Linked DNA regions of Mus musculus: all the other regions are linked to region 4. Evidence: chromatin loops called from intact Hi-C (ENCODE). Cell type or tissue: left cerebral cortex. All regions are shown on one strand. Region 1 overlaps Smarca2 (SWI/SNF related, matrix associated, actin dependent regulator of chromatin, subfamily a, member 2). Region 2 overlaps Smarca2 (SWI/SNF related, matrix associated, actin dependent regulator of chromatin, subfamily a, member 2). Region 3 overlaps Gm46648 (a long non-coding RNA gene). Region 4 overlaps Pum3 (pumilio RNA-binding family member 3). Region 5 holds the start of Gm815 (predicted gene 815). Region 6 overlaps Vldlr (very low density lipoprotein receptor).

Region 1 (5,000 bases), 690 kb after region 4:
ATTCTTAGGCCTCTGGGGTCCAAGACTTTTGTCAACATGTTCCCACCCTGATGCTTGGGGTGTCAGGTTTGGACTAAAGCCACATCCCTGGCTTCCCTGTGTCCTGGCCGACAGCCAGCACCTCCCAGGAGTCTCAGGTCCCAGAATGACAAGCCCGTGCCTATAATCAGCGGCTTTCCCAGTCCTGGCCCTGCTTGCCTTTGGAGACCCCAAGCAAGGGCTCACAAACAGTACATGTGTATTTTGCATGGTTCTGTGGGCTAGAAGTCCCAGAACTGGCTGGAATACAGGCAGGTTCTGGTTCTTCTGCCCTTTTCTGCCAACACTGCTTGCCCTCCTCACACTGGAGAAAAGCCTTTCAAAGACCACATGGGTAGCAGCAGGCCTGGGCTCGCACTCCATGGCTGCCAGCCCTTACATTCTTTCTGTAAGCACGGGCTAAAGTGAAAACTGAAGTCAAGATCATCATTGGCTGAGTGAGGGTAAGCTGGCAAGCTGCTCAGTGAGAACTAGCCAGAGCTAGTTAACTGTTGGGTGAACTTCGGTTGGCTTGAGTGGAAGATGCCCGTGGCCAGAAGCTGTGACATTGTCAGTAAGTAGGCATGCCCTCCTGGTTAAGCTCCCCACCCTAAGCTTTCTCCCCGTTAACCCAAACCTTCTCTTCAGGACACACAACAGAACTATTTTCTTCTCCTACTTCCCATTTGGGATTTCTCAGAAACTGTTGAGTCTTTTTTTTTCTTAAAAGTCTATTCTCCCATTTTAGGATCCTGGTTCTTGTGTGAGATACATTCAAACACAGACTCCCTCCTTGTGGAACATTTTATAAAATAAAATTAAATTAAATTACAAAACAAAACAAAGAAAGCTCCTAGAAGTTCAAAGGCTACCAGGTCATGAGGCGGAGTTGACCCCCTGCTGACCCCAAGGCTTGGGCTCTCTGCCACTAAGCCTTAGCTTGCAGAGAAAGTGGCCTTATGTAGTGGCTTTCTCATTCCACCCAGAGAAAATGGAGTCACCGTGCCCTGATTGATTCTCCCCAAACAGTGCATGCCCCAACCCTTACCAACAATAAAGACTATTTATTGGGTTGTTTGTTTTTTTTTGTTTTGTTTTGTTTTGTTTTGTTTTGTGAGACAGAGTCTTTCTATATTGCCTTGACTGGCTTGGAACCTGCTAGATAGACCAGGCTGGCACCGAACTTGGCCATCTGCCTGACTCTAACATTCATCTTCTGTCAACTTGCCTTATTGCTTTTTAAAAAAAATATATATATATCTAAATAAATACACAGGATTAAACACCAAATCTTGATTTGGAAAAAAAAAAAAAAAAGACATCTCCAAACTTTTTTTCTTTCCCCATAGAAACAAATTAATTCCCCCCTCCCCCCAACTTCTTCTCAAGAGAATATGAACGTGCTGCTTCTTTGTATGTGTAAGGCCAGGGCAATTCTCCACAGTTCTTTTTGATGACTGAGTTTGATTTGAGAGCTAAATCCTGATTTCTTTCTTTCTTTCTTTCTTGTTTTTTTTTTTTTCGAGACAGGGTTTCTCTATGTAGCCCTGGCTGTCCTGGAACTCACTTTGTAGACCAGGCTGGCCTCGAACTCAGAAATCCGCCTGCCTCTGCCTCCCGAGTGCTGGGATTAAAGGCGTGCACCACTATGCCCAGCTTAAATCCTGATTTCTAACAATAAAATTCAAGACCAGAAATTCTAGCCATTAAGAGGTTTTTTTTTTTGTTGTTTTGTTTTTTTGTTTTTTTTTTTGTTTTTTTGTTTGTTTGTTTGTTTGTTTAAAAAAAAAGAAAGAAAGAAGAGAAAAGAAGAAAGAAGAAAAGCAATCATTTGCCCCAAGTCTGTCCGGCCTCTCAACCTTTACTGTTTATTTCTGCCAGCCCTCTGAGGACTATTCCTTCTGTTAAATTTACCCTGCTGAATTCTAACAAAAGGGGAACATACTGGGGTTAAATGGCTGTTATAGATATCTGGCCAGTGCATATAAAATAAAAGCTGTTGGAAGTTATTAAAATTCCTTTACTTCTGTCAAATATTCCCTCCCCCCAACCCCCCCACCCCCGCCCAGTAATTCACAGCTCTTAACGCCATTAATTAGTTCAGTCCTTCCACCCAAAGATGGAATGTGGTGAAACCTACATCTATTTTCTAGGGCCTTAGCTCTCCCTTGTGTATAAAAACGGAAATGCAGCTTGCTAGAAAATTCTGCCCCGGTAAATCAGATGACCTCATTTTAAAACCCAAATGCCATTAAAAAAAGTAAAAGGTCAATTGTTTTAAGTCTTGTAGTCTTTAAACAAAATTAAGGAGATTATTTAAGGTAACAAACAGAACATAAAATATAAAAATATAAAAAGTTCTAGGCATGTTATGCTGTAGATGAAGTCGCCAAGAAATCCTACCAGAATGAAATAAATTATTTTTAGAGAAAATTACATTTCCCAGAATCACAGATGTTCTCAGCCAAAACAGAGCTAAGAGATCCCAGCCTGTCTCTGATCTGGGGTGGATCAGACTTCGTCCAACCCAAACAGAGATGTTACCATGTTTCAAACCCTCCCAAAGGGTCTACAGCCTACCTCTTCATACACGTGAGATATTATTGTTTCTAATGTATTTCAGCAGAATTCCAAATATGCTATTTGAAACTCCAACCTCTTGGGTTTTTCTTGGGTATATGTATGTGTGTGTGTGTGTGTGTGTGTGTGTGTGTGTGTTTCTGGTACTTTATGAACACAATCTTCAGGGAGCTGTCTGCCTTCTATACTCTAGAGTTTGGCACCTTGGCTGCCTGCACTGAGTGGCCAAGTACAGAGATCCATCCTGTCTGGATGTGCATGCTGGCATGACAACACCTTCAAAATGCCAAAGTAAATTCCACGGTTTACGGTTTACCAATCATCCCGCCCCGCTGTTATCAATCTGAAGTGTTTTGCACTTCCTTTCATTTAGATCAGGCTTTGTGAAAAGAAAACTCCCAATGTCCTCCTCATGGAAAGCAGATGTGATCATGGGGACCCCAAAGATCCTCTAGAAATGCATACTCACATCTGGTAGCAGATTTATGGGGAGAAAGGAAAAAATATGGATGTTCTGTCTTTGCTCCTGAGAGGCTCATTTTTGAAATCTTATGGCCTCTGACAATACCTGTCTTATCGACTCGCCTCATCTCCATCACATCATAAAGATATTGGGGTCCAACTAGACAGGGCATCATTCCAAAAAAGAAAAAGAAAAAGAAAGAGAAAGAGAAAAAGAAAAAAGAAAAAAAAAAGAAAAAGCATTTTCCTTCAACGCCAGGAGCCTCTGTAGTCACCTTTAATCACACAGTGTTCAAAGAGCACACAGCGGACATGTGAGGTCCTATGGAAGCTCATGATAGTAAACAAGTTAAGTGGGACTTTTCAAAACCACGTTTTCAAGACATCAGATCCGCCACGTGACAAAGGCCTGCTCTCCAAAATCCGTTGTCTCCGCCCAGCTGTAATTACACATTAGACAGAGCACACAATCTACATCGTGTTCTAATTATCTCCAAGTGCTGGGGGGCAAAATCACTCCACTCTGCAATTAAACAAATTCCAGGTTATCGCTAAGCATTTTAAGGAAGAGAAGCATTCTGAAGTTGGCAGAGAGACCAAAGGAGCAGAGCAGAGCCCTCCAGAAAATCACCAGTCAGCTTAGCCTCTAGCTTTGCAGTAACCCCAGTTTGTCAAAGTCCCAGTCCTCAAGAACAACACCAGCATTGCGATGCTAGAAACATCTCAGGTAGAACACACATGACTGAAATCAAATGAAAAGCTCTGGCCCTACCCATGCTCTCTCATCACAACTCTGCCAATACTAGTAGACGGAATGCCTGCTCTCAAACACAAGCTACAGTATGCTTTTTAAAGGAAGTTAGCAAGACACCAATTATATCAGGAGCACAAACTGATGCATACAAGTTTAATGTTTAGCATGACACTGTTAACACCTTGGGTATAACCCCGCAGAAGCTACCAACTACTCACTGTAGAAGAATATTTTTAAGTCATGTTAACACGCTTTTCTGCACCTTCTAGATTGACTATCCCCGGTGCAAAAACAAGAACCGTTGTCTTAATAAAAAATGAGGATAAGGGAAGTTCACAGAGACAAAGAATGCCTTTGCTTTCTAAACCGGTATGAGTAGTATGAGCCCATCAGCAGACAGAATGTTAGCCAGGCTTCTTCAGGAGGCAGAAGCTGTTAGCCATTAGAGGAGGTGGGCATTTTCGAGAACTGTGAAACAGCCGAGTATGAGCCTCTGGTTTTTTAAAAGACATGCCTTCAAAGGGGGCATTATTTTCTTCTTCTTCTCTTCTTCTTCTTCTTCTTCTTCTTCTTCTTCTTCTTCTTCTTCTTCTTCTTCCTCTTCCTCTTCCTCTTCCTCCTCCTCCTCCTCCTCCTCTTCTTCTTCTCTTCTTCTTCTTCTTCTTCCTCTTCCTCTTCCTCCTCCTCTTCCTCCTCCTCCTCCTCCTCTTCTTCTTCTCTTCTTCTTCTTCTTCTTCTTCTTCTTCTTCTTCTTCCTCTTCCTCTTCCTCCTCCTCTTCTTCCTCCTCCTCCTCCTCTTCTTCTTCTCCTTCTTCTTCTTCTTCTTCTTCTTCTTCTTCTTCTTCTTCTTCTTCTTCTTCTCCTCCTCCTCCTCCTCCTCCTCCTCCTCCTCCTCCTCCTCCTTCTTCTCCCTCCTCCTCCTCCTCTTCCTTCTTCTTCTTCTTCTTTTTTTTTTTTTTTTTACTTCAGCTAAGACTGATATTGCCTGAATGTGAAATGTCATCTATGTGGGGACATGTCTTTGAACCCTTGGTTCCAAGCTGGTAGGGAATCTGGAAACGTTGAGACATAGAGACTTGAGGGCTGATGCAGCCTCCCAGAGCCTAGAGTTCCAAAGGCTATCCCTCCGTTCTGCTGAAGTTCTCTGCTTCCCGTTTGCCAAGTGATGTGACCAGCTGCAAGCTGG
Region 2 (5,000 bases), 680 kb after region 4:
ACGATGGAAAAGAAATTTTCTTTAAAAAGAAAGAATCTAAAAATTCTATCTTTTTTTTTTTTTTCTTCCTGAGATTGCTTTCTCACACAAATGACTGGTGTTGCTCCTCAGGCTCTCGATATTGCCTCCAGTATGTAAATGCTAATCAATCCTCTCCTAGCTGAAAGAGCTCTAATCATAAGGCAATTACCTTCATTTCTCCACAGCACCAAACATGGCTAATATTTATGATCATGTGAATATAACAATCAATATAAAGAGTGATTACAGCTCAGACATAATTTCTTTCACTTATGTACAATGCCTCCTGAAAAAAGAAAGGTTTTATGAAGAAAACCTGCTACAGTAACACAAAACAACCTGGCATGTTAAAAATGCCAATGGGATTTTAAAAAAAAACAAAAAACAAAAAAACAAAAAAAACCACAAAAACTGTTTCCAATGCACTCTGCAATGTGCCAATCCATAGAAGCAACATGCACACACACAGGCCCCTAAGGGACAGCTTGAGCCCAGGCCTTAATAATCAAAAGACAATCTCCATCACAATCCTACAGTGTTCAGAAAACCACTATGAAAGAGGCGAGACCTGATGAGTTATGAAGAAAAAGGAGAAAGGAAGAAAAAAAAAAGAAGAAGAAGAAGACGCTCCCCGTTATTCCATTAATATTCATTCGCCTAAAAGCAGGACACCCACTATACAGCTAAACACAGTGCAGCTAAGCAAAGATAAGAGAAAGAAATGGTCCCGCATTATCTTGGAGGCTGAACATGCTAATCATAAATACAGCACGCAAGCCTGTCAACAGTTAATGGTACAGCCCTCTCCTCCAGCACCCAGTTGCACACAGAAAGACGGAGACCAGCGGCTTTTGATGTGTTACACACCTACACATGCCTGGGATGTAGTTCTACTGAATCTTCAAGACGGCAACGAAAAAGGATATTTACCTTACCACTATCAGCAGGCCGGCTATCGGAAATCACAGTTAGTGGGGATAAAATTAACAAGCCGGCAAAGCAGCGAGCTGCTAGTCTCTTCATCAGCTGATCAGGAAAAAAAAGAGAGCTGGGAAAGGCTATGTTTTCATATACAAGTAATTTTATTTTACTGAAAATTTAATACTGGAAGGGTTGTGGATACTCAAATCTGCTGTTTCATTCTACCTACGACCAGGCCCCAAGCCTTCCTCCTCCAGCCTGTTTTAATATTGACAACTACTTATCATATTGTTCCCCCCTTATTATTCCAGGCAGCAGAATTAGAGATTTTTAGCTCAGGTGGTTGCTGAATCTTGCTTGCATTTTTAACAATTAAGCCAATAAGAAAACAAATGAATATTCAAATGTATTTTTTAAAGATTAAAGCAAAGATTTTTTGTTGTTGTTGTATTTTATGCTTCATCTTAGTCTTTTTTTTTTTCCCCTGAAAAGATATGCTGCATGGTTTTGGAGCAGTCTAAAACGATTTTAACACAGAAGAAAAACACCCGCGCCCTCCCCCGCCCCCGCACCCCCCCCCCCAGATGCATGTAAGTAAAAGCAATGTGTATGTTCTCAGGTTCCTGTATTTTAATACAGTGTTATTTTTTCTCTATAAAAAAAAATCTCAAATAACTGTGATACTTCACTTTCGGTTTTCATACTGCAAAATTTTTCACTGTTTTTTTTTTTTTCTTTTCAGTGGGATCCGTGAGGAGGGGGAGGTTGTGAAAAGAGTATTTCTGTTCTACCCCCCCCCCCATTCTGAAAAAAAAAACGGGGAACAAAACATAAGCTTGTGATATTTGGACTTTTAAATCTCTACGCCTGTGAGTACCTAAGAAGGAAAACAAATTAAATTGCAAACAGAACTAGTCAAACAAATGTTTATTACAACTGCTAATACTGCAGATTCCTATTAAATTTACGTTCTGGAGTTACAGGAAAACACACAAAGTACTGACCATTATTCCCCTTAAGTTAAGGTTTTTATGCAGGAATGCAGAGAGCTACCGAAATCTTCCCTCCTCCCCAAAGACCGGGAACACATCTATATGCAGGGCTTCATGTTCTGTGGTTTCTAAGGGGCTTTTTCTAATGGAAATCAATTCCCTCCATATTTCCCGATGCTTTTCGCACTTCAAGAGTTAGACTTAAGATTTCTCTTGCTTGTAAGGGAAATTATGGGGGCTTCTCTGATTTAAAAATATTATTTGTTAAGCTAGCTCAACGGACAACTTAGCTGGGGGGGGGGGGGAGATTAAAAAAAAGAAGAAGAAGAAGAAAAGAAACCAAACAAAAACAAAAACAAAAAAAAAAACTTGCAACACAATGCTAAAAGTACTACCCCCAGAAAGAATTCCCTTCCAAACCTTTTACCAGCACAATAATGAAATAAATCACAGAAGCAAACCCCCAGTTTCCGACTGGTGACGTGTTGCGCAAGAGAGCGAGCCCTAATTCAACATACAGACGGCTCCCATGCTGAACCGCCTCTAGATTTAATGAAGTGAATAGGAAGGAAGTCGGGGGGAAAAAAAGTGTACAAATAAGAAATTAACACTTTCCTTCCCTACCTAAATGGTGAGGCACAACTACAGGGAAGTTTGGTGAGGTACCTCTTTCCTTAAAGGCACACTGCACTCTTTCGGGTCCGGACGTCACGAAAGAACCCATATGGTGCTAAAAAGCCCCAGCCAAGTTAAAAGAGTTAAGCATACTTCAGCCTGCGTGTGTGTGTGTGTGTGTGTGTGTGTGTGCTTTTTTTTTTTTCTTCCTTGAATGAAGCTAGAAATTACTCCTTCCTCCACTGGATGGCAACCTTCTTCCCCCCACCCTCTTCCTTTCTCGCTCTCCTTTCTTTCTTTCAATTTTGCTTAAAAGAAAAATACGTTTTCACGAAACAGGATGTGCACGCACAGGCGAGGGAGGGACAGGCTTGCTCTCCAATGATTCTTAAGAAAGTAGCGGTGCTGACAAGGACGGCCGGGAGGCGGCCATGCAGGGACCAGCTCCGGAGCAGACACCGGAGCTTGTAAAGCACATGGTAGCCCCGATAATCAGCCACACGTGCTGGCTTCCACCGTGCCTCTCTGTCATCCAGACACACGCCAACTACATCTTTCACTGAATGAGGGAAGGTCTCGAAAGCCGGCATTATGCTCCTTCTCAGCCAGGGGGTGGGGGATGTGGGGGCGGGGGTGGAGTTACACGTGACATCCCCCATCACAGCGGAGCAGCTTCAGGATTGTGAATAGGTAAACAGCGGCGGGAGAACAAAAAGCCACTCTGCCCATTGTTCCCACCCTTGCCTCCTCGCTGAAGCACCCGGCAGTGTGATAGGGCCCTCTCACTATGGCCCAAACCATCTCTAGGAAACACGTAAAGCAGGAATTCTGGAGATCACTAGACTATAGATGGTAAATAGAGGAAAAAGAAAAACAAACAAACCAAGCATATTCTGATAGTACACCTGGTATTTGTAGTATGTCTTCCCTGACAGATTTCTTTCTTTTCCCTCTAGGTGGTGATGGGAGAGGCTTTTCCTTTAGGGTCTCTAATTGGGAGGTGTGTGGGGGGAGACAGAGAGAGAGAGAGACGGGGGAGGGGGGAGGGGAGGAGGGAGGAAGGCATTCAGAGACACAGAGACATACACAGGCAGAGAGACTGTGTATGTGTGTGTGTGTCCATCAGGCTAAGTGTTAAAGAAAGGATGTGAATAAAAACTACAAACAACCTGGTGCTTTCTGGGGGAAATCTCACATCTCCAAAGGGTAATGTCCTAAAAGGCTAGGTCTCCTTCCGCTGAGACCCTAAACACCAAGAACACAGACATGATCCCCAAACCGGAAGAGTAACACTAACAACCAAATCACAGCATTCTTATGAGTTTGTAGTTCCACTGTGAGGCGTGCTCTTATAATAGCAATCTCAAAAAGTAACAGCAAACTGCTGCCAGGCCCTTTAGTCCCAGGGTGGGGAGGGCAGGGGCAGAACTCCAGACCCAGGACTTGGGACAATGGCTACAGTTTCGATTATTACAGTCTCCAAAAGCAAAGTATTAAGAAAGGTGTACATAAAACCTCCAAACATGGGGTGTGGGGGGTGACCAAAAACTGCAAGGTGCCACTCACAGGACAGGAGCTCAGTGGTCAACTAGGTTGCAGATCTAGGAGCTCTGATGTGACAGCTGCGTAAGATTTTTAATGTACTTCATTTTACCGATATGTGCACTTTAAGTGATGAGAACCAAATATTCTGTATGTATCCTTACTAAAACAAGCGTCTTTAGAAAGCCAGACCCTGAATCCTCTATAAATGAGGAGAAGAATCTCAAAAACGGCAGGTCCATATACGGCAGGTCCGTACACGCGGCCACTGGCTCGGCACAGAGCATATAACGCCAGGACATTTTTGGCAGTTTGCCTTTCAGGGTTCCAACAGGTGGCACGCTCAGTCTTGTCCTGCCCAATGACTACAAGCTCCCTCAGGAATCCTCACAGGTTCCCCCATCCACTGTTACTAAGGAAATGCCCTGGTGTAAGAAGTTACCCACATAGAGAACATGCCTGTTCTCAAATGGTCTGTTTGCTAACAAATGCCTCCCATAGTTAGGAGACGGGTTAATCTGAAGGCTGGGGAGCTCATGGGATAGGATCTCCACCCAAATGATGGAACAGCAAAATATTGATATATTCACCCAATAGGCTGACCCCCATTTACTTCATTTGAAGATGGGGTCTGGACATGTAGCCCAAGCTGGTCTTGAACAAGCTGATCTTGAACTAGAAATCCTCCTGCCTCAGGTTCCAAAATGCTGGGAATATAGACATGTAACCATCCACTTATTATTTTCTTCCTCCTCCTCCTCCTCCCCCCCCCCCCCCCCCCCGCGCTGAGAGCTGAGAGACAGGGTTTCTCAGTGTAACCAGCCCTGCCTGTCCTGGACTTGCTTTGTAGACCAGGCTGGCCTCAAATTCACATAGATCTGCCTGCCTCTGTCTCCCACATGCTGGGAT
Region 3 (5,000 bases), 580 kb after region 4:
TACCCTCAATGACCTAACTCCTTTCCACCAAACCCCGCCTACTAATGACCCACTCACTCTCAATAGCACCATAGTCGGGTGGCCAAGCATTTTAAACCTTGGACTTTACGCGACATTTCAGAGAAAGCCATAGCAGTATACACAGTGTGTGATACATAGAGGTATAGACAGATGTATTTCAGAAATCACAGCTCCAGTTATAGACTATTCTTCCTATATGCTTGTCTTCCTTTTTCTGCATTTACAAATCTCTTCCCTCACAGTGAGAGGCCTGCTCTCAATGATATCAATGCGTTTGCCCATATTTGTACTGTCATAAAATGTACCAAGCAGTTTTACAGCCATTTTGTCTATACTGCTACAGAAAGAAACATGTTAAAAGAGTTTAGTATTTATTCCCAGTTCTCCTCATTCTGCATGCTACCTAAATCCTGCCACAGTGTAGTCTAATTTTTGTTCCTGAATCCCTTGGGTGCCAACGTTTTTCCTCTTTCAGCACTAATTATTCACTTGAAATACAGTTAAGTTTGTTTTCTTAACTTGTGAGGTTTCTTTCACCCCCACACTTATTATTTAATACTTAAATACATTGAAAATCAACAAGGTTCTGAAAACATTTTTAACAAAGCTGTACCAAAGTCCTTCTCATATGACCCACTACTCCTTTTAAAGACCAATTTCATTGGTCTTTTTGTTTCATAAATATATGAATGTATATACATATATATATGCATGTATGTATATATATTTTTTTCTCACCCATCCTATATTTCACAAAGGGTAGCATGCTATATGTACTTTTTTGCACTTTGCTAAGAAGAAAGGTTTCTTTAAGCCTTGGGGACCAGAGTTCTCGAGAGTCTGAGTGTATTTAACCTGTGTGCCTTCCAAAGAGCCTAAGTGGGTGAAGGCCTCCTACAATGTGCTAGGTTCACAGTGGCCCTAAGCCCAGCTACAGACTGGCTCTTAGCAGGACAGTCTCTCCTGTGTCTTATCCACCTCTGTAGAAAGAGTGTGCAGACTCCTGTCTAGCAATGCCTCAATGAAGCTTTCAGGTCCTCACCTCTAGCTCGTGCCAGGCACTGGACAGTGTCTTAATGTGCCAGACCTCCTTCCCCGGATGGTTGGCCAGAAACAATCTTCTTCTGTTCCATTGCACCATGGTCAGACCTTGGCCCCACTGTTTGCCATTGGTCTCACCTTGGCTGCCTCTTCTCTTTCTTCCTTCCCCACCCTCACACTTTTTTCGAATGGCCTGAAGGCCTGTATTCTTTTAGAACAGTGGCACTGTGGGTCCCAAAGGAAGAAGAAGAAAGGTGTTTGAAATTGCTGCCTGCTGAGAAATTCATTGGTGTCGGACATCAGAGCACCATCCTAGTAGGGGAGAAGCTTGAGCCATTCAGTTTTATTCTGTGACATCCTATTGTTTGCTCTGAATGGCTCTCACCTTACAGCAAGTGACAGATGCTGATTCTGGAGCCACTGAGAGTGACCATGGCCTGGGAACACAGATTTATGGTACCCCCAATTCTATGTTCCAAAGTGGAAACAGATTTATGAAATTTTATAGAACAAAGAAGGTCATAAATCACGGTAGGTTTAAAATACATTAGTGGGCACATCAGAAAAGTAGTTACAGCAAGACAGAGGGACGCTTTCTATAGGCCCAAGATGTTATCTGATGGCATCCGCAGATCTGAGTTATTGGGAGCAATGGTCTGCTAAGTTATTAGATTCCCAAAGTTTTCTATTAGTTACCCGATGTTAGTTCAGACACATAAGTGGGCAAGGAATGGCTGTTCCAGAGGGCTTAAACTAGCCCAAAATAAGCTAGCCTCTGGACCTGCAGCATTCTAATCTCTCCACAGTACTGAGATTCTAATCAGTCAATCAGTGTCCAAAAGACACAGCTTCTTTTCGGGAATTCTTGTTCACCTAGAGAAGGCTGACCCTCGCTGATCAGCAACTAGAGACAGAGGTGTAGTCAACCAAATTAAGTGGGGCTCAGCCAAGGTAAACAGAGTCAGTATGGGGGGGGGGGGGGGAACGACGATGGACTGAAACAGTAACCACAAAGGCCTAGATTCTTGGCCAGACAGCAGGCAGCAGTGAGCTTTCCATATTTTACAGGCATCCTAGACCATACCCTTTAGAACCTTAGCAACCAGGGGCCATTGGAGTGGTAGCTCAGAGGTTAAGGACACTGGCTGATTTTGTAGAGCACCTGGGTTTGGGGGTTTGGACCTCAGACACCCTGTGGCAGCTCACAAGCACCTGTTAACTCCAGTTCCAGGGAATCTGATGCCCTCTTCTGATCTCCACACCCATGGAGTACACGTGTGATACATATACCTACATACAGCATACATAAATAAATCTATAAAGCTTCAGTACTATCCAACAGTGTCTCTCCCATGTCTTCTCAAACAAAACACTTCCCTTAAAAAACGGTGGTATAGGAGGCATCAAGACATCCAGAGAAAGCCCCATTGTAGCTACAGGGAGAGAGGAAAGGGCGTGTCGCATGCAAAAAGGGCATTACAGGGTTAACACAGCAAAGCTTGCACAAAGGATGAAGGAGGAGAGAGAGAGAGAGAGAGAGAGAGAGAGAGAGAGAGAGAGAGAGAGAGAGAGAGAAGAAAGAGAGAGAGAGAGAAGAAAGAGAGAGAGAGAGAAGAAAGAGAGAGAGAGAGAGAGAAGAAAGAGAAATCGGTTGCCCCGGAGTGGAGGAGGGGAAACCTTCCACGCGGTCTTCTAGCATCAGGAGGTGCATTTCCATTTCAGAGCAAACTCAGCTACAAATGGGGTAGCTAGGAGCATGTCCCTACTTAGGAAGCAGATAAAACATCCTCCCAATGCCTTTGATGAATATTCGAGCACGTTTGAAACGTGCACAGCCTGGGAACCCCAAGCAGAGCTTGGTTGATTCTTGGTTGGAGAGAAATCCCTGCCTGGATAAACCCAGGCCTGAAACGGGCCACGGAGGCGGTGGGAGGCAAAACATGGACTGGATTTAAGAAGAGAAGCGCTGCAGCAGGGCTCTGCAACCAGGAGCCTCTGGAGGAGGCAGAGGCTCTTCGCCAAAAGGAACATTATTTGAGTACCTCCCAGCCCCAGGGCTAGTCACTGGTGGGAACCTGGGAGGGGCCGAACATGCTGTTCAGAATAATTTAGGAGGCAGAATATTCTTCCTGCTTGGTAGTGTGAAATCACTTATTTATGGCTCCCATTCAGACCCGGGTTTGTAGATAATCCCTCTTTCTAAGCAGTCGAACTCATGAATGTTTATCTTGCAAATCAAGCTGACACTAACAGCTTTTGTCCACTCGGGCATACATCAAGGCCTACCTTCTCCCTAGCACGTTTCTCCCTCATCAGCATGCTTGTCTCAGCCTCTTGGATCCCTAAAAGGCTTGCTCCGCCCCAAACTGACCTGGGGTCTCCAGCAACAATCAAGGGGCTTGTCTGCCAAGTGCTTGGGCCAACTTGGAACCTTGAGCTCCAGGCCCCCATAGAAACAGCAGTGACAAATGGACCGCCCTCCCTACCCCCGCCCCTCTGTGCTCCCACCCTTCAACCCCCAACCCGGGACAGAAGGAGGTAACCCATTGAAGGGCCTCCTAGGAGCTGGAGACCTTCACCCTGGATTTAGATTTCTACCCTTAAACATAAATGGCAAACTAAGTCAGAACAAAACCCAGGCCCTGGAAAAAGGAAGCCATAAAACAATCCCATTTATATGATGGGAGGACCAAAGACAAAAGACATACCGCCAGCCAGGATGCATAGATCCGAAATAATGAGATCAGATAGGAGACTGTGGATGCCAAAGACAGCCCAGAAGTCATCAATAGCAGAGGTTTAACTGAAAGCAAAGTGTATGTTTGGTACCCAGAGTGAATAAATGATAACTCAGGATCGCGATGTGGCAAGATGCCTTTTTATTAACGTTAACGAGCTAACGTTTATTAATTGCTCCCCTCTCCAGAAGAATAGCTGCAGACTCCACAAGTAATTTTTGAGTCTTCTGTGATAACTGAACATCTCTAGGATCTGCTGTTCACTACCAAGGTAGCTCTATGGAAAAGGGTGTGTGGCTACATATACATTTATATTTTTGAAACTATCTTTTTAAAGTGTGTATTTACATGCGCGTGAACGGAAGTGAGTCGGTTGTAAGCTGCTCTGTGTGGGAACTGAACTCTAGTCTTTCCCAAGAACAGCACATGCTCTTAACAGCTGAGCCATCTCTCTAGCCCGCTTAAAAGACTATGGCTGCTGTGTGAAAGAAGCAGCAGGCCCATGGAGGACAAGCCTAAACATTGCTCTACCTCCCAACAAGCATGAACACTGATTCTTGGCACATAGTCACCAAATCTCAGCAAGCACAGAGATTTCTTTCATTCTGTTTTTTTTCATTACCACAGGAAAACTTGCCAGAGAAAAAGACCACAATGAGAGGTTGAAGTTTGAGTCTGCGGAAGAAGAAGGTATTAGAGTGACCACCTTTAGGTTGTCACTCATTCCTTGAATGGGAGGGTAGGTTGAGTTAGGGCCATGAAGAAGAATCTTAACCCCACATTACCATGACCTCTGGTACATTGATTATGTTTCTAGCCCTGGAGTCAGGCCTGGGCAGCGACTTAACTGAGCTACTCCTCTGGGCTCGGTTTTTTGGATCTTAGCATTTCCTCTTAATTTTGACAGAGTCCAGCAACTGAGTTGTATCTAGCCTCAGTCTCTTGACCCCCCACCCCCAACTCTCTCCACCATTCTTTGAAGAACAGCACTTGTCAACTCCACACAGTTCTGATGGAGCAGGATGAGTGATCAATGGGTATAATATAAGGTCAATTATATTCTCTCTTTTCCAGAATTTAGGATCTTCATGCATGTAAAAAAAATGCTATTTTTTTGTTTTGTTTTGTTTTTCAAGACAGGGTTTCTCTGTATAGCCCTGGCTGTCTTGGAACTCACTCTGTAGACCAGGCTGGCCTTGA
Region 4 (5,000 bases):
ATTATAGATCTGTACCCTGTGTATACACTGCTGGGCATCAAACCCACTGCATTTTCCAGAGTGTTTCCTGGACAAATTTGGTTCTATTAGGTTTAGGAAGTCTTGTGCAATGGATAGTTCATAGTAGCAAATTAGAGAATTTGGAAAATCTTTACTTGCTGGCTATTGCTGTTTGATTTAGTGTTTCTCAATCTCAAATATAACATGGACCCCTGCCCAAGATGTTCCAGCGTCCTAAGGAACATCTTGTTTTGTTTTGAGTTTTGAAACAGTATCTCACGATGTAGCCCAGACTTGCCTCTAATTTATGTTGCCCAGAGTAGCCTTGAACTCAAACAGTGATCCTTCTGCCTTAGTCTAGGTGCTAGGATTACAACTGTGTGTTAACATAGCCAACAAGAAATTAATTCTTGTGGAAGTTTCTAATCTGTAAACATTGTCTAGGAATTCCTACAGGTGACTCTTGAGGTCATTTAGAGATGGGTGAGCATGTAACTTTGGGGACTGTAGTCATGAGCCTGGAGATGCTTGCCTTTTGTCCATATGTGTTCTGCTTCTTGCAGAGCTTGTAAGTTGGTGGGAGGTGAAGGTCACTGGACCCAACAGGTGACATGTTAGACAAATCCTTTGAAATAAAGTATTACATAGCTCTGTGTAACTTAGAGGCCAGCCAGATATTTGGTTACCTCTAAAAGAGTTGGCCAGTAACCTTTCTTTTAGCTTTCTTGTGTGTGTGTGTGTGTGTGTGTGTTTTCATGTTTTCATTAAATTGTAATATGTGCTGAGTGTAGCCTATTTCTGGTCCCTGCTTTGTAAGGTGGATGCCGAGAGATCCACTTACTCATCACCAAGGCTTCCCAGGTTAGAAGCTGCAGACAGTGGTGTTTACTCTTACAGTGGTCTGTATTGAGCCAGCTAGGGTGTGCTTGGGCTGGGATCTTTTTTGACTTTCCTTTTAATGTCTTAGAGGTTAACTATATACGTGGTGGACTTGAGAGCCTCCAGGCCGTGCCTGGTTACTTTATATGGCATCTGAACTCAAGGACTAAACGCTGTAGCAACTACTTAATGACTCTTATTGGATGAGCAAGTCAGTGATTCTTTGTGGTTTTGGCTTTTGTTTTTCAGAAGTACTATGATGGAAGTCAAAGGGAAGAAAAAGTTTACAGGAAAGAGTCCACAGACATCACAAGGAAAGAATAAATTTCATAAGAACAGTGGTAAGATGGCCTTTCCCAAGGTGCTTCCCTTCTGGTGACTACCTAGATTGGGGCAGGGGGTGGGGATTTATGGCAGGTGCCACTCTGTTCATGGGCTAGGATTACAGTAAACGTGGGAGAAAGAGGCCACTGCTACTGTCCACAAGTTGACCTGTTCCTCATGAAACTTCTATGAGATTGCCAGAAGAATCGAGGAATTTTTTTTATTTCTGAAAGCTCCTCTGTGTCAGCAGTGGATGTGGCCTCATGGTGTTCACATTTATTCTCTGAACAATTCATTTTAACATTGGTGAGTTGGAGCTGGCTAATTTTGACAGCTTTTGCCTTCTGAATTTTGAATGGTGATACCTCTGTTATTCCATCAGGTGTCAGTATTGCAGAGTAGAAACATCCAGGCCTATATAGATAACTGTTTCCTAAGCTGTCTTATGTTCCCCTCCTAATGGTCTTAAGTCAGCTATTGTTATTGGCATCCTGTTTGTTAGGTATATGTAAGCTTTTTGACCAAAAATTTTAACCAAATAATTTTATTATAGGCTTTAATTTATTTTTTTTTTTTTACAGAATTAGACCTTTTCAGAAATACACTTTCACTCATTTTTATGATATACTTATCGTCAGTGATATTCATTTTGTTCTTAGACTCTTATAGAACCACTGATTGAGGTTTTTGTATAAATACTGATGGTAGAGCCAGTAACTTCTAGCATATGCTTAAAACGGCAAAACTATGCTGAGCTAACAGTAGTGGTTGTTTCTAGGAGGTAAATTACAGTTTATTGTGAACTCCTTTACTTTCTGGGGCTACATCACTAGTCTATATTGCAGTTTTATAATCGGAAAGTTTTCTTTTGATTTGATTGTTTAAGTACGAATCTATTCAAAAGGGTTAATGCATATTTAAGAGTAAGGCTGTCTGTTGCTCTACAGAGCATGCCATTCTCTGTGGTGTGCAGTTGAGTGGATGCTGGTGATTAAGGCTCAGAGTCAGTGAACTAACACATATTCATTGTTACTGCTAGAGTCTAGTTCTTCAAAGACATTCCCAAGGAAAGCTGTTAAGGAAGGCGGACCTAAAGTCACATCTAAGAACTTTGAGAAAGGTGCCACAAAACCTGGCAAGAAAGGTGTGAAGCAGTTCAAGAACAAGCCACAAGGGGGCAAAGGACCGAAGGACAAATTTCAGAAGGCAAATAAATTCAGCAAGAAGCGGAAATTCCAGCCAGATGGTGAAAGTGATGGTAAGCTGTCTCAGAGCCGTTGCAGAAGCCTCCCTGACCAAGGCGCGCAGGTCTCCACCCTGTCGGAGACCACCTGTCCTTGCTCCAAGACAGGCAGCAGCTTGAAGTAAAAGGAAGGAAGCACACAAGGTTTTAAGTAAACAACAGCATGTTTCCTAACCAAAATTTCTCTTACTGGGGCTGGAGAGTTGGCTGTGCGGGTAAGAGCACTTGTTCTTGCAGAGGACCCAAGTTTGAGTCCCTGCACCTACGTGGTTGCACACACCCATCTCTTCAGACTTCCAGTTCAAGGGAATCGATCAGTGTCCTCTTCCGAGCTCCTCAGGCACCAAGCACACATGCTGTGCTCAGATATGCATGTAGCAAAACACTCATAAGATGAAAAAATACATGGTATTTATACCTAGGATTTATTATGACTCGTTTACTTTTTATTCTTTTGGTTTTTGCATTGAGTCACTTTTATAATCAGAGAGTGGGAGACCTTGGAAATAACTAATTTCTAAAGGACTCAGGGGAGATACTGCCATTAATAATACCCTAGTGGAGTATTCATTTCATTTTCCTCCCCTGAGGGGTATTACTGTTGTGTAACTGATCATGCAATCAGCTTTCGAAGATTACGACACAGGCATAGGTAGACACTCAAGCTTTATAGCATGGATCTGTAGAGAACTTAGAAGCTTGCTGTGCGTTGTCAGGAGTGAAAGGTGATTGTGGGTGATTATGTCCCTGTCCACCACGTAGCAGTGACAGGAGGCTTTGGCACGGACCTGCTGTGTGGGACCTGCTTCCCTAGTGTGGCAGGGGTGAGTAAGTCATAGCTACCTCATGCTCTAAGAGTTAAGTAATGCATGACAGCTCTTGGAACGTGGAGTTTGGGTAGTTTGTGATGTTTGGATTGAATGAGGAATCCCACGTGCAAGTGTTCCACCTCTGAGCTTCACCACCCACTTTTGAACAGTGGCTTTCTCAAATTATTTTTCCTGTTTTAACCTGGACTGACTTGTTTCCATTGGAAACTCTGGCTTAAAGGCACAGTTGTCTGTGCTCTAAAGTCGAGTGTTCTTTCACAACGGAAGATGGTGTTTCACATTTGTAGGCACTTTTAAAATCCTTTCATGTTCAGTTCCCATACTAGGTGTCCTCTTAAGAATAGTAAGCCATTAAAATGGCTGGGCTGTGGCCAGTCAGGGTGTTGCATGCACTTACTGAGTTTGAGGCTGGCCTGTGAGAGCCTTGTCTTTTAAAAAGCTACTAAATACATTGTTTTAGATACATTTTAAATGTATAGACTGGCTAAAAATTGTGATCAAATGCAAAACTTCTGGGAAATTATGGTTTCCCCTTGTAGCTTCTAGAATGAGATTGGTTCTGGTGATCGCCCTTTGTACTAACTTCATATTCGGGTATAGTATTTGGAATGCTAAACACATTGAATCTGGATCTAGAATCAGGAGCCAAGAAACCCAAGTGGGATGACTTCAAAAAGAAGAAGAAAGAGCTGAAGCAGAGCAGGCAGCTCAGTGACAAGACCAACTATGACATCGTGGTTCGAGCAAAGCACATTTGGGAGAGCTTGAGAAGGTACCTGAGAGCCACTTCTCTCTTATCCGACCAAGACAAGGGCAGCAGGAAGAGGTGTCCTCCAGACAGACAGTGCTCTAGGCATCCTGTCTGAGACAAGGGCAGCAAGAAGGGGTGTCCTGCAAACAGACCATGCTCTAGGCAGCAGAGACTGCGCCTGGTTTCTTGGTTGTGTACTGGCAGTCTGCTGTCATGGTGGCAGGATGGCTGGCTGCTTAGTGTAGCCGTGTGTGAAATCATTAGGATGGTGTCAGATAGCTTTATGGAAATGGAGAGAGTCAAATAGATTTGATATCTATCCTGAAAGATTTCTTAGAAAATGAAGGACAATTTCTTATCAGCTAGGTTTTGAGATGTTTAAGTATTTGCCATCTGAGATTGTTTTATTATTTTTCTTTGCTTCTGAAGTTCTGGCTGTTAAGATTTAGATTGATGCATAAAATTATACCTTGTGAGATGAGTTTCTGTCTCTGAGAAAATTGCTTTTGTCTGGCTGCTCCAGAATAATAATTTTAATGTCAAAGATTTGCTGCCTTCAAAGGAAAAACCTCACTGAACTGGTGACCATGTATTGCATGGTGTTTGGTTTTCATGTTTAAAATAACTTCATCTGTGCTTCCTCTGCAGAAAAGATTGTGACAAGGAAAAACGGGTGAAGCTCATGAGTGATTTGCAGAAGTTGATTCAAGGGAAAATTAAAACTGTGAGTAGAGTGTGCTCATTATTCCATTTAAAAAATAAAAATTCAGGTTTCCTTTGCTCTTAGGGAAGAGTAGTTGGCTGTTGGTGACAGGGGCCTGAAAAATGGACAAGTGCTAGCTCAGTGTCGGGACCCAAGTGTGGAATGAAACTCTTTTGTTTAATGAATACTTTATGCATTGGCATTGCTTCAGCTGTCTTTGCATATTTTATTTTTAGTGTGCTTGAGTGTTGAGTGTGGCTCATGGCCACC
Region 5 (5,000 bases), 540 kb after region 4:
CTGATGGAGACAAGGAGATGCCAAGTTCAATTTACTAGCTACATAGTCCTGAGCAAATTATGTCACCTCTCCTAAACCTTGGTTACCTCCTCTGTGGTATGGCAGTAACAGTTGGGTGTTGCTCTCCAGTGTTGAAACTCCATCTTGAGAGAAACCCGACCTGTAGCTGAACCAAAGTTGCATCCAAGTACCAGGAAGGACTCCAAGGCTTGTCCTTGGCCCATAACCCTCCTCCCCCTAGCCCCCAGGTTACTCCCTAGCTACTTCCTAGCAACAGTCAACCAAAGATAAGTCTGATTGTTTCAGATGTACTTTCAGACTCTTCGTGATGGTTCATGGTTTTGCTTCAGAGCACCCACCTCTTGGCTTCCAACAGTCATTCAATTAGACACTTGCCAGGCTGGTCACCCCCTCATTTGTTCACCATTTCCTATAAAACCTTGTCATGTCGAGGGCTTGGGGTTGCTTCACCAACTCATCCTGCTGAGTCGGGGTAGGCAGTGGGTGAGTAAGCCGAAGCTCAAGCTTGTAATAGAGACCCTAGTGTGATTGCATCAGAATTGGCTCCTTGGTGGTCTTTTGGGGTTCACAAAATGGGCACAACAATTCTAAGTGGAGCTTTGAACCTTTCATTTTCATCCTTGTCTCCAGCAGTGTCTGGGCCAGTTGCCATTGGCTTGCAGGGATTGGGTTTTTCTTCCCTACTCTACATTCAGTGGTTTCCTACTGAGATGTCAAAAATGACCATCTAGGTGGATTTACACTATGGGAATTGGTGAGCACTGCAAGTCAGAGCACTGTGTTGAGTTTGTTTTATGAGTTTTATTTGTTTTAGAAGATGAGGTATCAAACTTTTGTAAAAACAACTAAATAAGATAATGTTTTAGAGTATTGTGTACACAGTAAGTATTTCGGAGTTGGGAACTGTTGCCATAAATTAACTTATTAACATATTTTATAGGACCCAAGACTCTTTGTTTGCACATTTTTATATCTATTAAAGCAGGATGTATTTGTAATCAATAGCATATCCCGGTTAGAATGGCAACTCTCTTCTCAATGGCTCACAACGTAACGATTCAACAATCGATGGAGCTGGAAGTTATTAGTCGTCACTGTCACTGTCCTAGCAGACCCTTCATGCTTGTCCATTCAATTATTCTCAAAGTATGATGATGAAAAATGCACTGTGGCCCCCAGAGCCTGTAGTAGTACCCAGCCAAGTCCAGAGATACCCTGAAGTGGGTAAAGCCTCCCTGTCTTTACCCTTGACTGAAGTTGGCCATTCTCCACACCTCCCAAATCCTTTAGCCACGCCTTCTCTGGAATGATTCAGAGTCTCTCCTGTGATTATGAGCCCCTCCCCCCCAACACACACACACCCCCAGCAGTTCTGCAGTGGCAATCTGATGGCTCTCTAGGGACAAGAGCAGAGTATCCTTGTAAGGGGCATCCCCAGCAGGCAGAGGGTCTTTCCTGACACTGCTGGTTACTACTTACACAGCTGCTATCTTCTGTTTTGTTTTATTTTGTTTTGTTTTGTTTTGTTTCATTTAGTCAGGGTTTTGCTGTGTAATCCAGGCTGTCCTGGAACTTGCTCTATAGACCAAGCTGGCCTCAGACTCAGAGATCGACCTTCCTCTGCCCCTCAAGTGCTGGAATTAAAAGCATGCATCATTACCAAAAGGCCCAAATCTGCTATCTTTACAAGCCCTTCTTGCCTGTAACTCCCACTGTCTATGGATGAAGCAGGATAGGGAGAGGGGACTCAGAACACATTTGTCAAAGAAGACAGTGAACTGACTAAATAAATATATATATGATAAATATGAAATTTTTAATATAAGAAATGACAAAATATTATCCAGAAAATAATAAATGGTACTCAAGGGTCTGCCGGATGGAATTAGAAATTGCCTTAAGGGGTCTTTCAAAGGATAATTTGCTGGTGTGCACTAAAATTTAGAATCCAGCTACTATAATGTCTAATGCTTCATAGAAACATCCTCACTCAGCCACCGACGAGCAAGCTCAAGGATCTCTGTGGCTATGTCGTCTCTAGTGGCAAAGCCCTGTAAGCAGCCTGAATTTCTACAAATAAGGCAGATGTTAAACGCGCCACTACCCACAGCCCGTTCTGCATGTGGCAGCGAGGCGAGATGCAGCCAATCTGTATAAATAGACAAGGAAAGAAATATCAACGCAAGCAGAGAGCTATTTACTGAAAATGCCACATTATATGATGACATTTACATCTTAAAATAGAAAGCAAGACCCTTTTGTGGAGCTTCCTCTAGGATCCTAAATGCTTAAGGAAAGGAAAGCTAGCCACTGTTCTAAGTGGGCCCGAAAACATGGGCAAGACAGACTTGGGTTTTATTTCCATGCCTAGATCTTAAGGTTTATAATCCAAACATATTTGTGTAGCGGTTGTGGGATTCGAATTTTCAGAGAATTAAATGGGAAGCAAACAAAGCTAATGGATGTTGAGGGTGAAGCAGGAATTCCTGTGGCATCTCTCTGAGGGCTTTCCCTCTGGCATCGAGAGTCGGGATGCCTCTCTAGGTCACTGGTTTAGGAGCTTCTGAGCCAGGGGCCAAGAAAAGACAGGTAGGAACCTCACACTGCTATTCCACTGGCACCGGCCTCCGGGGTCAATATGCAGGAATGATGGGCTGGCTGGACCCCAGTGGGTATCACTTTGTCCTTCCTCTCTTGAGGCACCTAGTGAGGCAAAGGCAGAAGAGTAAGGAACTAAGAAAGTTGGAGGAAGCACCAGGGTAGGGGAATATCTGCGGGAGGGGTCACCCTCTCAGAGGAGGAGAGGAGGGTTGGGGGAGGGTCTCCGTGAGGGTAGACCAGGAGGCGGGGAGTGTTTGATGTAAATAAATTAATTTTTATTAAAAAAAATAGAAAAGAAAGTTGGAAGAAGAGATCAGGGTCATATGTAACTGTCTTAGGGTTTTACTGCTGTGAACAGACACCATGACCAAAGTAACTCTTATAAGGACAACATTTAATTGAGGCTGGCTTACAGGTTCAGGGGTTCAGTCCATTATCATCAAGGCAGGAGCATGGCAGCATCCAGGCAGGCATGGTGCAGCAGGAGCTGAGAGTTCTACATCTTCATCTGAAGGCTACTAATGGAAGACTGGCTTACAGGCAACTAGGATAATGGTCTTATAGCCCACACCCACTGTGACAGGCCACACCTACTCCAACAGGGCCACACCTAATCGTGCCCCTCCCTGGGCAGAGCATATATAAGCCATCACAGTGACAGATGACTATGCTATGAGGGAGGCCTTGCTGTAGCTGAGTGGTCAGCAGACTTAATGGCTTCTTCCATCCTCTTTCATCTCTTCTTCTCCAAACTTTGCCATCCCCTGTGTGCTGACACCAAAACCCTTCACCGTACAGAATTGCATGGAACCTTCTACAGTTTGCTTGGTCACCCTTTACTAGGAATTATGGGGGGGGGGGGGGGAATTGGGCCCTGAAAAAAAATCCCAATACATACAGCATAGTTTTCCCTTTGTTAGAAATCAAACACCTGTCCTGGCCCTTTGAGGCTTCCAAGTCTCATTTATTTTGACTTTTTTTTTTTTTCATAGAATGGGCTGAGCAACCCCAAGATCAAGGTAGGATAATGTATAGCTCATGACAAATCTGGGCTATATGGAGAGACTTTGTCTTAAAAGATTGACTTCCTCTTGGTTGATCTCCATCTGTCTGCCCATCCTTCTGCCCGTCCACTCACATTTATTTACATGAATGGCAACTACTAATCTACTACAGAACACCAGGTAGAGAGTTTCAAAGAAGGCTTTGCAGAAATAACACAGAGAATGAGTCAGGACCAGCAAATGTTTAGGATGTGAAGGAAGAGGGGTAAAGTGGGGGTGGGGGTGGGGGGTTACCCAAGCTACCCTGGGCTAAGGGAAAAAAAAAAAAACAAATACCAGTAGTGACCAAGTTTACCAACTCAACTCACAGTGGGGGAAAAAAGTATGGGAAGCAGTTCTAAACGTAGAGAAGGAAGTGTTCTGGAATCCCATGGCATGGGCTTCTACGCAGCACAGAAGCATCGTTCCTAAGGACTGTTAGTCTTGTTAATGAAACATCAGTAAAGGCTGTAGTGGGGAGAACATTGTCGTTAATGACTCGGAGCTGAAACTGAGTTTTTGGCACAGGAAAGCCTGATAAACAGGGAGCTTGTGCTTTGAACTCCCCAAGCACAGGCAGCTGAACGGCCTGATGTGTTCAGGAGGGACCCCATCATGCCAAAAAAAAAAAAAAAAAAAAAAAAAAAACCCAAAAAACCAGGAACCAAGTTCCCTGAACTAGGCTGCTTGCAGCCTCTACTTCCTTGGCCAGCCTGCTCTGTTTTAATTAAAAACTCAGTTCCAATGGCTCTCTCATGCTCAATTAAAAAAAAAATTGCAGACTCTAACTTGCTTTTAAACACCTTGCCACTCTTACCTCAGACAGGGCCATCATGAAAGCTCAGAGATCAGCCGCATCCCCTGTCAGAATACCAGCGAGCCTGGAACTTCTGGGGAAAGGAACCTGCTGTGGACTTCAAGTGCTCTAACGTTGGGAGGTGTGTGTGTGTGAGGGAACACGTGTGTAATAAGACCAGGTGGGTACTCCCGCAGGCATCCAGGCAGGTAGCCAGGCAGGTGTTCCCTCCTGCTGGAGGATCTGAGCTGGCCCTCCATCATCAATGTTAAGTGCTCTGAGTGGTATGTGCCTCAAGTGGTGTGCTTTGAGGGCATTTGATTGGCACTCAGAAAAAGAGCCAGTCGCTAATTTTACCAACTATCAACTGGCCACAGCTGATAAAAGTTCAGCAAGCAATAATTGTGTGTCACTAGGGTTAGACCCAAGGATCATGCCCAAGGGTATCAACAAGGCCACGGCTATGAAAAGAGTTGAAGGAACATCAAGTGGTAATCAGAAAAACACTTGGGGTACCACTCTGTGGTTCTCCAGCCATG
Region 6 (5,000 bases), 190 kb after region 4:
AGATTTGAGCACCCACAGCTAACTAACCCAGTAAAGTGTCTCTCTCTATCTATCTCTCTGTCTCTCCACCCTCTAACCCTCCCCCCAACACACACACACACACACACACACACACAGAGAGAGAGAGAGAGAGAGAGAGAGAGAGAGAGAGAGAGAGAGAGAGAGAGGGAGAGGGAGAGGGAGAGGGAGAGGGAGAGGGAGAGGGAGAGGGAGAGGGAGAGAGAGAGAGAAAGTTGGGTGGATAAAGGGTTCAGATATGGCTTTAGGTTTATGTATTACATGAAATCTACAGCATTGCTATTGCCACCAAACAGCTGGCTTAAGAAGGAGTGAGACTGGGAGGAGGGCCCATCACATACAAGAGCTGCCCAGGGAGGCTCCATATTTTGTCACTCACAGCATTATTTTCATTAGTACACATTCATTATGTATCATGATTGGTTTCAAGAGAATATTTTCATTCAAATTTATCAGGTACACAATGGAATTTTAGTTAGCCATAGAGAAGAAGAAGAAGAAGAAGAAGAAGAAGAAGAAGAAGAAGAAGAAGAAGAAGAAGAAGAAGAAGAAGAAGAAGAAGAAGAAGAAGAAGAAGAAGAAGAAGTAATTTTCAGGAAAATGGAGGCAACTGTAGGTGATCATATTAAGCACTGAAAGATGCCAACAAATTTATAGATCCTAGACTTTATAAAGATAAATTGTGTGTGTGTGTGTGTGTATGTGTGTGTGTGTGTGTGTGTGAGAGAGAGAGAGAGAGAGAGAGAGAGAGAGAGAGAGAGAGAGAGAGAGAGAGAGGAATAGAGACATGAGATCAGGGAAGAAAGAGAATTAATGGGGGGGGTGTAAAGGAGAAAGGGGGGCAGGCAATGAACACTGTCCTTGATGTCTTGAACCAGCTAATTCTGTTTCTGGGAATTCTTATGACAAGTGAGCTCTTTTTGAGAAAAGCTCTCAACCTCTGTGGCTTGCACCCAAAAAGGCTAAGTGAAGGAAAACATAGAATACAAACCCCGACAACGGATCCACAGCTATGGAGGCAGGCTCTCGCAAGTCAGAATTAAACAGGAACTTCCTCTTGGCTCCGTCTAGGGTAGCTACTGAAATAGTCTTAGAAGCCGCATCAGTCCAGTAGATGGTCTTGTACACCCAATCAACAGCAATGGCTGCAGGATTATAGACATTGTCGATCATTTTAAAATGTCTACCAACCTTGTCATCAATTGAGGCACTGAAACAGAATAGGTCACAAGAGATTTAAAAGTTGTCACCATTGGACCCTGCAAAATGGACTTTTCTGCTTACAAAATGTTTAAGGACTTTACTCTGAAAAGACTCTAGGAACCCCATCGCTCAGCACAGAAATTATTCAGCCATGTTGCTTGGGGATGGAAAATTAGTAATACTTTAGCTTATCTAGTTGTGGATATGAACTCTAGATACGAGCTCAAAGCCCAGCAAAATTTGAAAAGAGATATTCAACTCAGTAGCCATCATCTTGGGTCTACGGTGTCAACTGAGGGAAAGCTGCTGCTATCATTTCTGTTTGTAGCAAGACAATTCAGTTCACAACCACAAAAGGGGAGAAATTCTGATGTCATATTCAGGCATAGGCACCTTTTACATCATGATCAATGATTATCAAGGTAACTTCTGGTGATCATTTAATAGCTAAAAATAAATCAGTGTTGAATTTAAAACTCCTAGCTAAGTAGATGGTAGATAGGAGTCACAGACAAGAGAAGACCCATGCATACTCCAATCCTTTCCACAGACCTAATGACAGTGACGTAGATTCCCAGACATCAGGGGTGCAAGTGGAAGTTACCTGAAGATGGCCTTCTGGCTGAGATCAGCCCAAAACAGCTTCTGAGCTGCAATGTCCGCATCGAGAGCCACCGTGTTCCTTAGTTGCTCTACAAGTTGGATGTATTCCTTTCTCTCTAGGCCAATCTTCCTGATGTCTCTTCGATTAGTGAAGATCAGACTCGGCTCTTTGCCTGCAAGACATAAGCCAGGTTGATTTAGTTTTGCTCGAAGGCAAGATCCTCTAAGTCATCTCCTCTCCACAGAGGACCACTTGTAAAGATACTGCTGAACATCTCAGTAGTATCCAGCCTGGATTTCCAGGCACCCCTCCCCTCCCCTAGGACCTGCAAGTATTTCCACCCTGTTTAGGAAGGCAGTCTTGGGGTTACAGCATCCGAAAGTAGGGTGGCTGATAAACAAGTTACTTGTTTGAATTGTGCTCAGTTTTAGAAGCAGAAAGGAAGAAACTACGGTGACTATTCACAGTATCCTATGCAAAAGGAAGGACCAAGGCAGATGTGTGGGAAGATGGTTTATTTTCAGCTATCCTGCTGCACTCAGAGTTTAATAGCATTGCTCTGGGGTGTGACTTTATGTGTAGGTTGACTGCTGCAGTCACCAACTGTACCTTTTAGAATCACTAACTCAAAAAGGTACCAGAGCAACACCAGCCCAAGTCTATTTACCTACTGCCTTGCACACGCCAGTGGCAAGATCCATTTGATAGCCACGACTACATTCACACTTGTAACCGCCTTTTAAGTTGATACAAATTTGACTGCAGATCCCCGGGTTTTGGCATTCATCAATATCTAGGAGGGAAATTAGAATTAGTCTTGTTCTTCCTATGCCTCACTAGATGTATGTTGCCCTTTCCCGTGTCCGCCAGGGGCCAGGCTCTTTGCTTCAACTCACCTCCACAGGTTTTCCTATCTATCAGTTCAAACCCAGCTGCACAATCACACTCATAACCTATAACTAGGTCTTTGCAGATATGGGAACAGCCACCATTATTGACCAGGCATTCGTTGATATCTGGAATAAAAGGGTAGCAGAGTCATCTGATAGCTTATTTATTTGCTTTGAATACAATGTTTTAGATTTATTCTTTGAGACTTCCACATACAGATACAATGTATTTTGATCATATCCAACATGACACTCCACCCAACTCTCTGAAGATGCTGCACAAACATCTCCCTCCCAATTTCCTAGTGGTCATTTTGTTTTCTGTTTTATAAACCCAGAGTCCAAATTAGTATGACATCTTATTCTTTTGTTTTGCTTTTGTTTGTTTGTTTGTTCGTTTTGTTTTTTGAGACAGAGTTTCTCTGTATAGCCCTGGCTGTCCTGGAACTCACTCTGTAGACCAGGCTGGCCTCGAACTCAGAAATCCGCCTGCCTCTGCCTCCCAAGTGCTGGGATTAAAGGCATGCACCACCACCGCCTGGCGACATCTTATTCTTAATTGATAGTTGTCTTATTCACATTCAGTCTCCGGCTATTGGTGATGGCCTTTCAAAGATTTTATTATGTGTTTGGGAGATATACATTTCAGGCTGGATGGTAGTTAGTTATTAAGGATTTACTCAAGTTTTGCTATGACTTTTAGCTATCTTAAGGGGTTTCTCAACCCTGAGTTAGTTTGTCATGGGCTAAAATTCCACTTTGAAATACTTTATCTTCAAGCTTAACTATTAAAAATTAGCTCATTCTGAGTTCAACAGAGAACTAAGCTGTGTCCAAAACAGCATTAGGGCTGAATGGAACCTCTCAGCTCTGGCCCCGAGCAAGCCTCCCTCTCACTTACGGCATTCCTTCAGGGGCTCGTCACTCCAGTCTCTGCAGTCTTGTTCCTGGTCACATACTTTGCTCATGTCTATGCATTCCCCGCTTCTGCACTTGAACTTTCCAGGGCCCAGGCACTGATTGACTATAAATTCAAACACAGGAGAAAAGTTCCACTGCTGTTCTGACAGGAGTAGCCAATAGCCTAACCAAACACAATGGAGAAAGAACCTCACCGTTTTTGCAGTTGACTTCATCAGAGCCATCAACACAGTCTCGGATGCCATTGCATTGCCTGCTGCCGTGGATACAGCTACCATCTTCACATTCAAACTGGTCAGGTCGGCAGGTTCGAGAAGCTACGAAAGAAGGTAACAATGATGGAATGAAGTCAGCCAAATGGCTTCCGGTTGGCGCATGGAATTGAACTGGAAAGTTACTTACGGCAGTTGACCTCATCGCTGCCGTCCTTGCAGTCAGGGTCTCCGTCACACCGCCATTTTTTGTGAATGCACTCGCCAGAGCCACACTGGATCTCACTGGTAGGACATTTGGTATGTATCACAGGCTGACGGCCACACTGCTCAAGAGACTCGTCTGATTGGTCTGAACAGTCTGCGTCATCATCACACACCCAGCTGAGGGGAATGCAGGAAGAGGTGCTGCACTGGAACTCGTGGGCTCCGCAGGTTGGTGGAGCACAGTCCAGCTCATCACTGCCATCGTCACAGTCATCCTGGCCATTGCACACAAAGTTTCTGGAGACGCAGCGGCCACTGGAGCAAGTGAACTCATCTGCACTACATGTTATGTTGCCTGTTAGAGGGAGGATGCCCATTGAAAGTACATCAGCACTTATAAAAAAACAAACATACAAACAAAAAGACAACATACAAGCCTCTCATCACCAAATCAAATATATTCATCTTCGATGAGTAACTTTAGCTTTCTAATTGTAAAGCTACAGTGCTGTTATATTGAGAACGAGTTTCTGAAATATGACAAAACAGTTTCACAGTATAAAATAAGATGCAGCCATACTATGTGTAAGAGCAGAAATAAAGGACCAAGAAAACAGTAGAAGGCTCGAAACTAATTCGAGATGAGACCCACAACTGACACTTAAAGGGACAGTGTTCAAAAGCTTAAGCTGGCCTTGGGTATTTCATTTTGGAAGGCAGCGTTTATACCTAGACCAACCTATTGCATGTCAGCTGAAGTCATATCACTAGCTGAGAATATACATCAGCTATATGGGCAAGGTATAATGGAAAATAAGGCACTCTCCAAAAAGAAACAAACCAAAGAACACTCTACATGGTTCCTTCCTTTTGAGTCTTTTAAATAAACATTAGGAATACCAACTTAATAATTTTTATTTTTTATTTTTAGGAAATGTTCCTGCT

The links. Peaks named below come from ENCODE experiments on the same cell type or tissue, not always from the same donor. Only the 100,000 strongest peaks of a DNase experiment are listed, where the experiment ranks them.
Region 1: it touches region 4 in a loop (5-fold over the local background); 29 of 42 quality-filtered maps call a loop at or near these places.
Region 2: a loop joins it to region 4, with 4 times the contacts of the local background. A loop is called at or near these places in 26 of 42 quality-filtered maps.
Region 3: it touches region 4 in a loop (3-fold over the local background); 3 of 42 quality-filtered maps call a loop at or near these places.
Region 5: it touches region 4 in a loop (4-fold over the local background); 5 of 42 quality-filtered maps call a loop at or near these places.
Region 6: it touches region 4 in a loop (2.9-fold over the local background); 6 of 42 quality-filtered maps call a loop at or near these places.

What each region holds. Positions count from the first base shown.
Region 1 is chr19:26,729,183-26,734,182 of GRCm38, reverse strand. All of the region lies in intron 27 of Smarca2 (SWI/SNF related, matrix associated, actin dependent regulator of chromatin, subfamily a, member 2), which reads right to left. Among named protein-coding and RNA genes, the nearest start is that of Gm46648, 92 kb to the left of the region's middle. In left cerebral cortex, a CTCF peak has its summit at 2,199; DNase peaks (open chromatin) are centred at 2,183, 2,504 and 3,564; H3K27ac peaks cover 553 bases.
Region 2 is chr19:26,745,899-26,750,898 of GRCm38, reverse strand. The region is part of intron 27 of Smarca2 (SWI/SNF related, matrix associated, actin dependent regulator of chromatin, subfamily a, member 2); the gene reads right to left. Among named protein-coding and RNA genes, the nearest start is that of Gm46648, 75 kb to the left of the region's middle. In left cerebral cortex, a CTCF peak has its summit at 2,849; DNase peaks (open chromatin) are centred at 927, 1,455, 2,046 and 2,803; H3K4me3 peaks cover 3,418 bases; H3K27ac peaks cover 3,253 bases.
Region 3 is chr19:26,843,432-26,848,431 of GRCm38, reverse strand. The region is part of intron 2 of Gm46648 (a long non-coding RNA gene); the gene reads right to left. Among named protein-coding and RNA genes, the nearest start is that of 4931403E22Rik, 22 kb to the right of the region's middle. In left cerebral cortex, no CTCF peak of the experiment used is centred here; DNase peaks (open chromatin) are centred at 2,456 and 2,957; H3K4me3 peaks cover 1,089 bases; H3K27ac peaks cover 897 bases.
Region 4 is chr19:27,423,257-27,428,256 of GRCm38, reverse strand. It overlaps Pum3 (pumilio RNA-binding family member 3), which reads left to right. Exons shown (of 18, transcript NM_177474.5): 2 at 1,129-1,220; 3 at 2,243-2,461; 4 at 3,913-4,048; 5 at 4,676-4,751. The coding sequence starts at 1,136. Among named protein-coding and RNA genes, the nearest start is that of Pum3, 4.2 kb to the left of the region's middle. In left cerebral cortex, CTCF peaks have their summits at 1,579 and 2,363 (motif pointing right); a DNase peak (open chromatin) is centred at 2,397.
Region 5 is chr19:26,885,479-26,890,478 of GRCm38, reverse strand. Gm815 (predicted gene 815) reads right to left here and starts at 4,554. Exons shown (of 4, transcript NM_001033407.2): 1 at 4,483-4,554; 2 at 3,995-4,100; 3 at 2,624-2,724; 4 at 1,832-2,170. The coding sequence starts at 4,500. The coding sequence ends at 2,048. In left cerebral cortex, a CTCF peak has its summit at 2,072; a DNase peak (open chromatin) is centred at 2,093.
Region 6 is chr19:27,237,463-27,242,462 of GRCm38, reverse strand. It overlaps Vldlr (very low density lipoprotein receptor), which reads right to left. Exons shown (of 18, transcript NM_001161420.1): 5 at 4,039-4,410; 6 at 3,831-3,953; 7 at 3,617-3,739; 8 at 2,722-2,841; 9 at 2,493-2,618; 10 at 1,826-1,997; 11 at 1,010-1,228. The region is part of intron 3 of Gm35438 (a long non-coding RNA gene); the gene reads left to right. Among named protein-coding and RNA genes, the nearest start is that of Vldlr, 23 kb to the right of the region's middle. In left cerebral cortex, no CTCF peak of the experiment used is centred here; a DNase peak (open chromatin) is centred at 2,352.